Linked DNA regions of Homo sapiens: region 2 is linked to region 1. A link is an interaction called in ENCODE POLR2A ChIA-PET data of the cell type or tissue named here. Cell type or tissue: endothelial cell of umbilical vein. All regions are shown on one strand. Each heading gives the region's core, and the rest is flanking DNA. Links, peaks and the distances in the headings are about the cores only. Region 1 overlaps POLR2B (RNA polymerase II subunit B). Region 2 overlaps IGFBP7 (insulin like growth factor binding protein 7).

Region 1 (4,264 bases), core at 265-4,264:
CGTAGCCGCCTTTTCCATTCTCCATATCTGCTAATTCAAACCTTATTTTCTTATAGCTCTCAATTCCTTGGCCACCCCCTACATCTCCTCTCTCTATTCCCTCAGGTACTTCTGATAAATCAGATGGAAAAAATTGAAGCAAAAGCTTAATTTTTTTTTTTTTTTTTTAAGAGATGGGGTCTGGCCATGTTGCCCAGGCTGGTCTCAAACTCCTGAGGTCAAACCATCTGCCTGTCTCGGCCTCCCAAAGTGCTGGGATTACAAGCATGAGCCAATGTGCCCAGCCAAAAGCTTAAACTTTTAAAGCTGTTTAAACTTCTGTCTCATTTATATCTTGTGTTGTAGAAATTTATTAGCATCATTATATTCCTTGTTCTTTTTTAACTACTATCTCAGTAGAAGAAAAATTCGAAAAAAAAGATTTTTAAAGCATAATTTTTGGCTGGGTAATATATTCTCATAGCTCACAAGCCAGAAAATTTAAAAATGTTAAAGTGGGGTGGCTGGTGCAGTGGCTCACGCCTGTTATCCCAGCATTTTGGGAGTCTGAGGCGGGTGGATTACTTGAGCTCAGGAGTTCGAGAGCAGCCTGGGCAACATGGGAGACCCCTCTCTATAAGAAATAGAAAAATTAGCTGGGCGTGGTCTTGCTCACCTATAGTCCCAGCTACTTGTGGGGCTGAGGCTGGAGGATCGCTTGAGCCTGGGAAGTTGACACTGCTATGAGCTGAGAACAAAGTGAGACCTTGTCTCAAAAAAAACAAGTTAAAGTGTCACGTCTCCTTCTTACCCACCATCTGCCCAGTTTGAACTCTCCACAGTGGGTAACTACAGTTATAACAGTTATAAGAGGTTCTTATCACTCCACAGTTTCTTTTTTTTTTTTTGATGGTCTTGCTCTGTTGCCCAGGCTTGAGTGTGGTGGCGCAATCTCGGCTCACTGTAACCTCCATCTCCCAGGTTCAAGCAGTTCTCCTGCCTCAGCCTCCCGAGTAGCTGAGATTACAGGCGTACACCACCGTGCCCAGCTAATTTTAGTATTTTTAGTAGAGATGGTTTCTCCACGTTGGCCAGGCTGATCTCAAACTCCTGACCTCAGGTGATTCACCTGCCTCGGCCTCCGAAAGTGCTGGGATTGCAGGTGTGAACCTCCAAGCCCAGCCTCCACAGTTTCCTTATGCATATTTAAGCAAATATAAATGGGATTTTCTCTTTTTTTAAAGACAGTAATATTCACACTTTTCTCCACTTTTAGATTTTGTTTAATGTGTCCAGGAGATTTTCGTATCAGTACACAGAAAGCATCGCGCCCCCCCTCCCGTGTCCCCACCCCCAGTTACTTAGTTTGTGTGGATGTACCATAACTTAAGTAGTCTCTTGATGGATATTCGGTTTATTTCTAGTCATTTTCGGGTTCAAACAGTGCTGTAAATGAATAATCTTGTACGTATAATTTGCCCAAGTATGTCTGTGGGATACATTTCTACATATAAAATTGTCAGGTCAAATGATATGCACGTTTAACATTTTGCTAGATGATGCCAAGTGACCACCATAGTGGTGATTGTACTAATTTTGCATTCTTATTAGCAATGTATAATGATCCTGTGGAAAAAGAGTTTATCAGGGTTGCTTTAGCAGTGAACCTACATTTTATTGCCCATGTCCTCTGAAATGTTTATTAGATAACGTCCTCATCAGTTTTCAGTCACTATGTGAAAATGTCAGATTTCTGTCATCCACATGGAAACAAGTTAAATTCTTTTCATTGTTACCTTTTTCTTCTAGTATTTTACCTTTCTTCTTTCACTCACAGCCAAACTTATAAAAATAATAAGCTGTCCTTGTTTCTAATTTTCATCTTTCATGTGCTTTTCAACTGATTACAATATGTTTCTACTCATGCTACTACATTAAGATAGCTCTAAGATTGACAGCGACTTCTCAATTGATAAATGAGATGGATATTTAAAACTTATCTAAACCCTGTGGTCTTCAAAACTGTTGATGACATCTTCCCGGAAACTCACTCAGCTTTCTAGCGACATCACTTTCACTTGATTTTTCTTATCTGACTTTTCTCATTTTCTTTCCTGTTCACATTCTCCTTGGGTGATCTCATCCATTTTCCATTGTTTCAGTTACCATCTGTATGCGGATAACTTCTGAATGTGTATACTTCTAGTTTAAAATCTGGGGTATCTAACTGCCACTAGCCAACTAGGATATCTCCCAGGCTGCTTAACCTTGTCAACTGCCCAAACTGAGCTAATTATTTTCTTTTGCTATTCCCCTCCCAAAGCCACTGCCTCCTGTCTTCTCTGTCTCGGTGAAGGGCACATTTGGCCCTCTGTATCTGTAGGTTTCACATCTGTATATTCAATTAACCTTGGATTGAAAATATTAAAAAGCTTGAGGCCAGGAATTTGAGACCAGCCTGGGCAACATAGGGAGACCTCATCTCTACAAAAAAATTTAAAAAATTAGCTGGGCATGGTGGCATGTGCCTGTGATCCCAGCTCCTCGGGATACTGAGGTGGGAGGACTGCTTGAGCCCTAAGAATTTGAGGCTACAGTGAGCTGTGATCACACCACTGCACTTCAGCCTGGGTAACAGCAAGGCCCTGTCTCAAAAAACAAAAAAGAGAATATTAAAAAAAAATTGCGTCCTTGTAAAAATGTACAGACTTTTTTTTTCTTGCCATTATTCCATAAACATTACAAGTAAATAATTATTTATATAGCATTTACATTGTATTAGGTATTATAAATAATCTAGAGATAATTTAAAAGATACAGGAGGATGTGTGCCTAGGGTATATAACAGTGCCATTTCATGTCAGGGACTTAAGCATCTGTGTTTGGTATCTATGGGAGGTCCTGAAACCAGTCTCCAATGGACACTGAGGTACAACTGTTGTACCCTCTGTTGTTGAAACCGAAAGCCTGGGCATCATTTTTGACTCCTCTCTTTCACCTCTATATCTAATCAGTCACCAAGCCCTGTTGGTTCTGTCTCCTAAATATGTCAAATCTGGCCACTTCTCTATCCCCTCCACCATCATTCTAGTTCATGTTGCTGCCATCCCTTGCCTAGATTACTCCTAACTGATTTGTATACTTCCAATCCACTCTCCACACTGGCCATAGGGATCTTTCAGAAATGAAAATCTGACCTAGCCACAACCCTGCTAAACTCATATCTCTTGGTAAAGGCCAAACTCTTCTTATTCCACTTCCAACTTCACAATCTGTGCTTCCGCTACATTGGCCTTCTATCATTCTTTGAATATGCCATCCTGTCTTGCATTATGGGGTCTTTTGCACAATTTGTTTTTTTCTATTTGGTAGGATTCTTTCTTGACTCCTACCTTTGTCCCTTCCTTTTGCCTGATTACTCCTGTTTATAACACGAGATCTCTGCTCAGGTTTTTTTTTTTTTTTTTTTTTTGAGATGGAGTTTCCCTTTGTCCCCCAGGCTGGAGTGCAGTGGTGTGATATCGGCTCACTGCAACCTCTGCCTCCCAGGTTCAAGTGATTCTTCGCCTCAGCCTCCTGAGTAGCTGGGATTTCAGGGATGCGCCACCATGCCCTTCTAATTTTTGTATTTTTAGTAGAGACGGGGTTTCACCATGCTGGCCAGGCTGCTCTCAAACTCTTGGCCTTGTGATCCACCTGCCTTGGGTTCCCAAACTGCTGGGATTACAAGCGTGAGCCACTGCGCCCGGCCAGCTTTTTAAAGAAAATTTTAGAGACGGGGGTCTCGCTTTGTGGCTCAGGCTGGTCTCGAACTCCTGGGTTCAAGTGATCCTGCTGCCTTGGCCTTCCAGTGGTGGGATTACTGACATGAGCCACTGCACCTGGCCTCTGCCCAGCTTTTGGGAAGTCTTCCCTAACCTTTTCAGATCTTTGTCAGGAATATTCATATCACTTTTTTTTTTTTTTTAGACAGGGTCGCACTCTCACCCAGGCTGGAGTGCAGTGGCGTGATCTCGGCTCATTGCAACCTCCACCTTCTGGGTTCAAGCGATTCTCCTGCCTCAGCCTTCCTAGTAGCTGGGACTACAGGCAGGTGCCACCATGCCTGGCTAATTTTTGTATTTTTAGTAGAGATGGGTTTTCTCCATGTTGGCCAGGCTGGTCTCGAACTCCTGGTCTCAAGTGATCTGCCTGCCTCGGCCTCCTAAAGTGTTGGGATTATAGGTGTGAGCCAGTGCGCCCAGCCTGAAAAAAAATCTGATAAATGGATGAGTAAATGAGTCTC
Region 2 (4,526 bases), core at 271-4,270, 99 kb after region 1:
AGAGCCTACAGAGCCCGGAGCACAGTCAGGCATTTCAGAAATGCACATGGATGGTAACTAGGAGATTTCTTGAACAATAGAAAGTTCCCAACAAAGCTGTTAGGGCTCAAGAGGACCAGCTCCACCACCCACCCCTGCTGATCTGGGAGCTGCTACCTGGGCTGAGCTGGCTCCCGTCCACAGGGCCCCCAGTTCTCTGGCTCAATTCAATACCTCCTGCTGCGGTGGCTTGTTTCTTCTTGTCCTGAATGTTGTTCTTCAGAGCTGATGATTAATGCCTTCCATTTAGGGTGAGAAAAATGACCTTGCTGTCTATGCAAGTGAGGATCATTTATTCCATCTACAAAAGCAGCACACATCTACTTGGCTCAACTCAGAGTATTTCTCTTTGCTGTCTTCTTGTTAAACACGATCGTTTCTTCAAGCGAGGTTTATGTTGTCTTGTGATTTCCCTTTTTTGGTGTGTGTGTGTGTGTTTTAAAAAAACAAATTGCAGGTGATACGTGGCATTTTGCATTGCTAAAATTCACATCCCACTGTACTTCATTAGTAAAAGCCATTTATCCCCCACCTTTCAACACTGCTGGCTGAGACGCAAATAGAACCATTTCAGTTTTCCAGTTGAACAGCCATGGGAAAAAAAAAAGAGCAGAGCCTTGCTTATCTCTGTGTTACACATTAACACGGTCCTCCTTTGCAGAGGTTCTTCAAGGTAGACAGACTTTAAAAAGTCAAATAATTGACAGAATAATTACCCTGGCACTCCAAGGCCAATGCAAATGCTGGGATGTAGCCTTCAGCTAAATTCTACACTGAAGTTTCAGTCTTCAGGAAAGTAATAGAAAATGAAATGCAAAGGAAAGGGAATTTCCCAATTTCTCCACTAAGATTTTTTTTAAACCTCAAGTGAAAAAAATCTAGTAAGTCAAATTCTATATGAAATCTTCCCAGTTATCTTCTGTCCAACATCTAACAGCGCTTTTCCTATCACTCTCATGCTATTTGTCTCATTAATAATTGTTAATAATAAAAGTTACTACTGTCCTTACCATTGCCTCTATTATCATTTACTGAGTTTACTGTATGCCAGGCACAGTGCAGGCTCATCCATATATTATCTCAGGTAATCCTCACAGAAATCTAGTTAAGTGGCTATGCTTATTACCCCATTGTAGAGATGAGGAATTGGAGGCTTTGAGAGGTTAAATAACTTGCCCAGAATCACAGAGCACATGGGAAGCAGAGCCAGGATTCAGGGTAGGTTTGACTCTAGAACTTCCATCCTGACCACGATTCCCACGGTTTTCTGAGTGATGGCCTATTGACATGGCCCTTTAGCCCAACACAGGGTCTCCCACAGGGCTTGGTGGGTACCTGAATGAATGAATGACTACAAGAATGAATGAACCAATGACAAAGTGAATGAGATTTCTGAAGACTGGATTTTCAAAATAACATACTTTATCTCAGTAAGAAAAGCAAGAAATGTCTAAAACTGAGTATGGGAATACTTAGGACTTTAAAATGAGATAATTTCTCTACCTGTCTAAGATTCAAAGGAGGGAAATTGACACTGCTGCATTCTACTCACATTGCCCGAGTGCTCCAGCCTACAGGGGTTATAGCTGAAACAACGGAAGCTGATATATTCAAAAGAATATTGATTGCAGACACACGAAGGGTTTTCCTAAAGTTGGTATCAGAACCTTTCTTCCAATACTGAGTCCCCATCTTCCCATTTAGAGGAAGATTTTGAGTGAAATTTATTTTATTTTTTGAGACAGGATCTCACTTTTCACCCAGGGTGGAGTGCAGTAGCATGATCATGGCTCACTGCAGCCTCTAACTCATAGGCTCAAGTGATCCTCCCACTCCAGCCTCCTAAGTGGCTGGGACTACAGATGTGCACCACCACACCTGGCTGACATTTTCTTTTCTTACTTTTTATTTAGAACTGACCAGAGAGAATACTAGTCTTACTCACTCACCCTATGCCTACCGTGCACACCGATCCAGGAAATGTCAGGAGACAAACCAAACAGCCAATGAAAAGGAAAATGCTAAAAGACATTAGCTGGATCAGCACCACCAATGAAAGTGTGTTGGGTCACAAAAACGACCTGCAGCTTTCCTTTCCACTGCCAAGGGGATATCTCTGTTGGCTTCCGCTCATCAATCTCTCCTCCTTGGCCCTGGCCAATGTTCTCAGAATGTCTCCGGTGGGCTGAGGATGCTGACAGATGCCATCTGGTCCTTCTCACCTTTCCTTTCCTGGAAGTCAACACCCATTTCCTCTATGGAGCTTCCCCCTTTTGTCAGCAGGGGAAGTGAAGATCCCAACCTGGGTACTTAAAATGGGCCTTGAGTGATACTTTCTGGAACATTCTTAGCTTCAGGGCAGGGCCCAGGGAAAGTGCCTCTAATGATCCTAATGTTAGTTTTAAACTTGCTTGGTAATCACTTTGGAATTGCCCATTTTTTTTTCACAGAGCTTTCTGGCCCATACTCAGCTATGGGTTCTAAGTCTGAAAGCCTGTTAGGGCATTAAAAATGACAGCTGTTAAAATGCTTAAGAATTATGAAGGGAGGAAGCTAATGCTTAGATTTACCCCCCACCAGCCCCTCCCACTCACACCATAGACCACATATTTTCCCCTCAGAAAGGAAAACATTCCTGACCTCTGTTTAAATGTTTATCAGAAGTTGTCTGGACTTGTAAATTCTCTGAAGTCACACTCTTTATTAGTCACATCCTTCTTGGTGTGTGGTGTGACCCTTCTATCAGGGCAGGGGGAATGTCGGGCCTTGTGCAGAAATCATTTGGTGCGGGAAACATCAACCACCACCCAGAGATTTTCATGTAGCCCAAACACAAGCAGAAGCTGAGCAAGGACCTTGAGCTTCCCCATGGTGGCAGGGCTTCCGTTTTGAATATGTGTGAAAAAAATTCCTTAGTTCTGAGTCCGCTGGGGCCTTGATTTTAAAACAAAGCCCCAGCATGAAGTCTGGCTCCAGAGAAAGAAAAGTGGAAGTTCTAGGTCCTCAGCACAAAATAAAGGACTATTCAGAGTTCTATTCTGGCTCCAAAGTGCTGCTGCTTTGGGTTTGCAATTGAATCACCCTGCCTTCCTGGTCCTTTGACGTTGATAACTTAGCTTCTACTTGGGATTCTGTGTAAACAGTTTGCATCCAACAGACTTTGGCTTACCAGGTGAAAGGCACTGTTGTAGAACCGACTCGGGGATGCTGGTGTGTGAGAAAGAAAGGTACTACTAGAGCAACAGAAAATGCACTGATTAGCAAGTAGGGGAAGTGGGTTTTGGTACCATTTCTCCCCACATTTTACTTAGTCCTCAGTTTTTTCATCTGTAAAATGGAAAGGTTGAAGCAATGATCTAGGAGGTCCTTTGGGGTCAAGAATCCTCTTTGTCTCTACATCAGAAGTGGAGGAACAGGTGTGAGTTTCAGCCCAAGGAATATCAGTTATAATAAGAAAGACTTTCCTGAGAGAAGGCTGAGTTTACAAAGGATGCTCTGTGATTTTCCTCTTTTGACCAGTGTGGGTCCCAAATCGCGGTCTCAGAGAGCTCTTCTGGGACCTGCGTCTTTGGAGTTGCCATGTTTGAAATCTCTTAGACTAAGATGATACAGGGAAGTGGTTAGGGAAAGGTTAATGATGAACTGAAATATCACCCCAGAATCATTCTAGATCTATGAGTGTATAGTTTTAAATTTGAATCAAGTTTTTGGTAATTAGAAGAAGGAAAGAAAAGAACCTTCGAAATTTAGTTATGAGGAATATCAATGATGTAGTGGTTCAGTATTCTTTTAAAATATTTTGTTGCTATTTAAAAAATGCAAAAGTGCATGCTCACTGTAACAATTCAAATATACAAATATATAAAGAAGCAGCAAGTTGTCTACTTTTACCTCCTGATAATCCTAACCCCCCAACAACTTATATAAACTGTTTATACATATAGTTTTTATTTTTTTAATGAAAATTTCATACCTATTAACATGCAAGCTGCTTTAAATTTTTTTTAAAGTTTTATTTTAAGACACAGGGTTTGTCTATGTTGCCTAGGCTTATCTTGAACTCCTGGCCTCAAGCTTCCTGAGTAGCTGGGTCTACAGGTGTACACCACCACACCTGGCTTAAACTGCCTTTTTTTCAGTGAACAATCCATGTATTATGTATTAGCTTTATTAGTTCAATACACATAAATCAAATTCATTCTTTCCAATAGCTGCAAAATGTCCCCAAACATGGGCATAATTCTTTAAGAATATTCCAGATGTTCCAAATTCTTCTATATACAAACTATGATACAATAAATATTCTTAATACTTATGTCCCTATGCGTTAGCACTTTTGTTTCTGTAGGAGAGGTTTCCAGAAATAAGATTGCTGGGTCAAAGGGTATGAGAATGTTTAATTTTAATAAATACTCCTAGATTACTTTTGAAAAGCTTGTTAGGAATTCTGGTCTTGGCAATAGTGCAGGAAGGTCCCCATTTCCCTG

Evidence for each region. ChIA-PET counts read pairs that join two places held together with the same protein. Peaks named below come from ENCODE experiments on the same cell type or tissue, not always from the same donor. Only the 100,000 strongest peaks of a DNase experiment are listed, where the experiment ranks them.
Region 2: POLR2A ChIA-PET joins it to region 1 with 5 read pairs; 8 of 35 experiments call an interaction of 5 or more read pairs at or near these places.

What each region holds. Positions count from the first base shown.
Region 1 is chr4:56,979,940-56,984,203 of GRCh38, forward strand. The region is part of intron 1 of POLR2B (RNA polymerase II subunit B); the gene reads left to right. Among named protein-coding and RNA genes, the nearest start is that of POLR2B, 3.2 kb to the left of the region's middle. In endothelial cell of umbilical vein, for the core only: no CTCF peak of the experiment used is centred there; a DNase peak (open chromatin) is centred at 2,112; H3K4me3 peaks cover 361 bases; H3K27ac peaks cover 3,204 bases.
Region 2 is chr4:57,078,770-57,083,295 of GRCh38, forward strand. The region is part of intron 1 of IGFBP7 (insulin like growth factor binding protein 7); the gene reads right to left. Among named protein-coding and RNA genes, the nearest start is that of IGFBP7-AS1, 29 kb to the right of the region's middle. In endothelial cell of umbilical vein, for the core only: no CTCF peak of the experiment used is centred there; DNase peaks (open chromatin) are centred at 292 and 2,732; H3K27ac peaks cover 4,000 bases.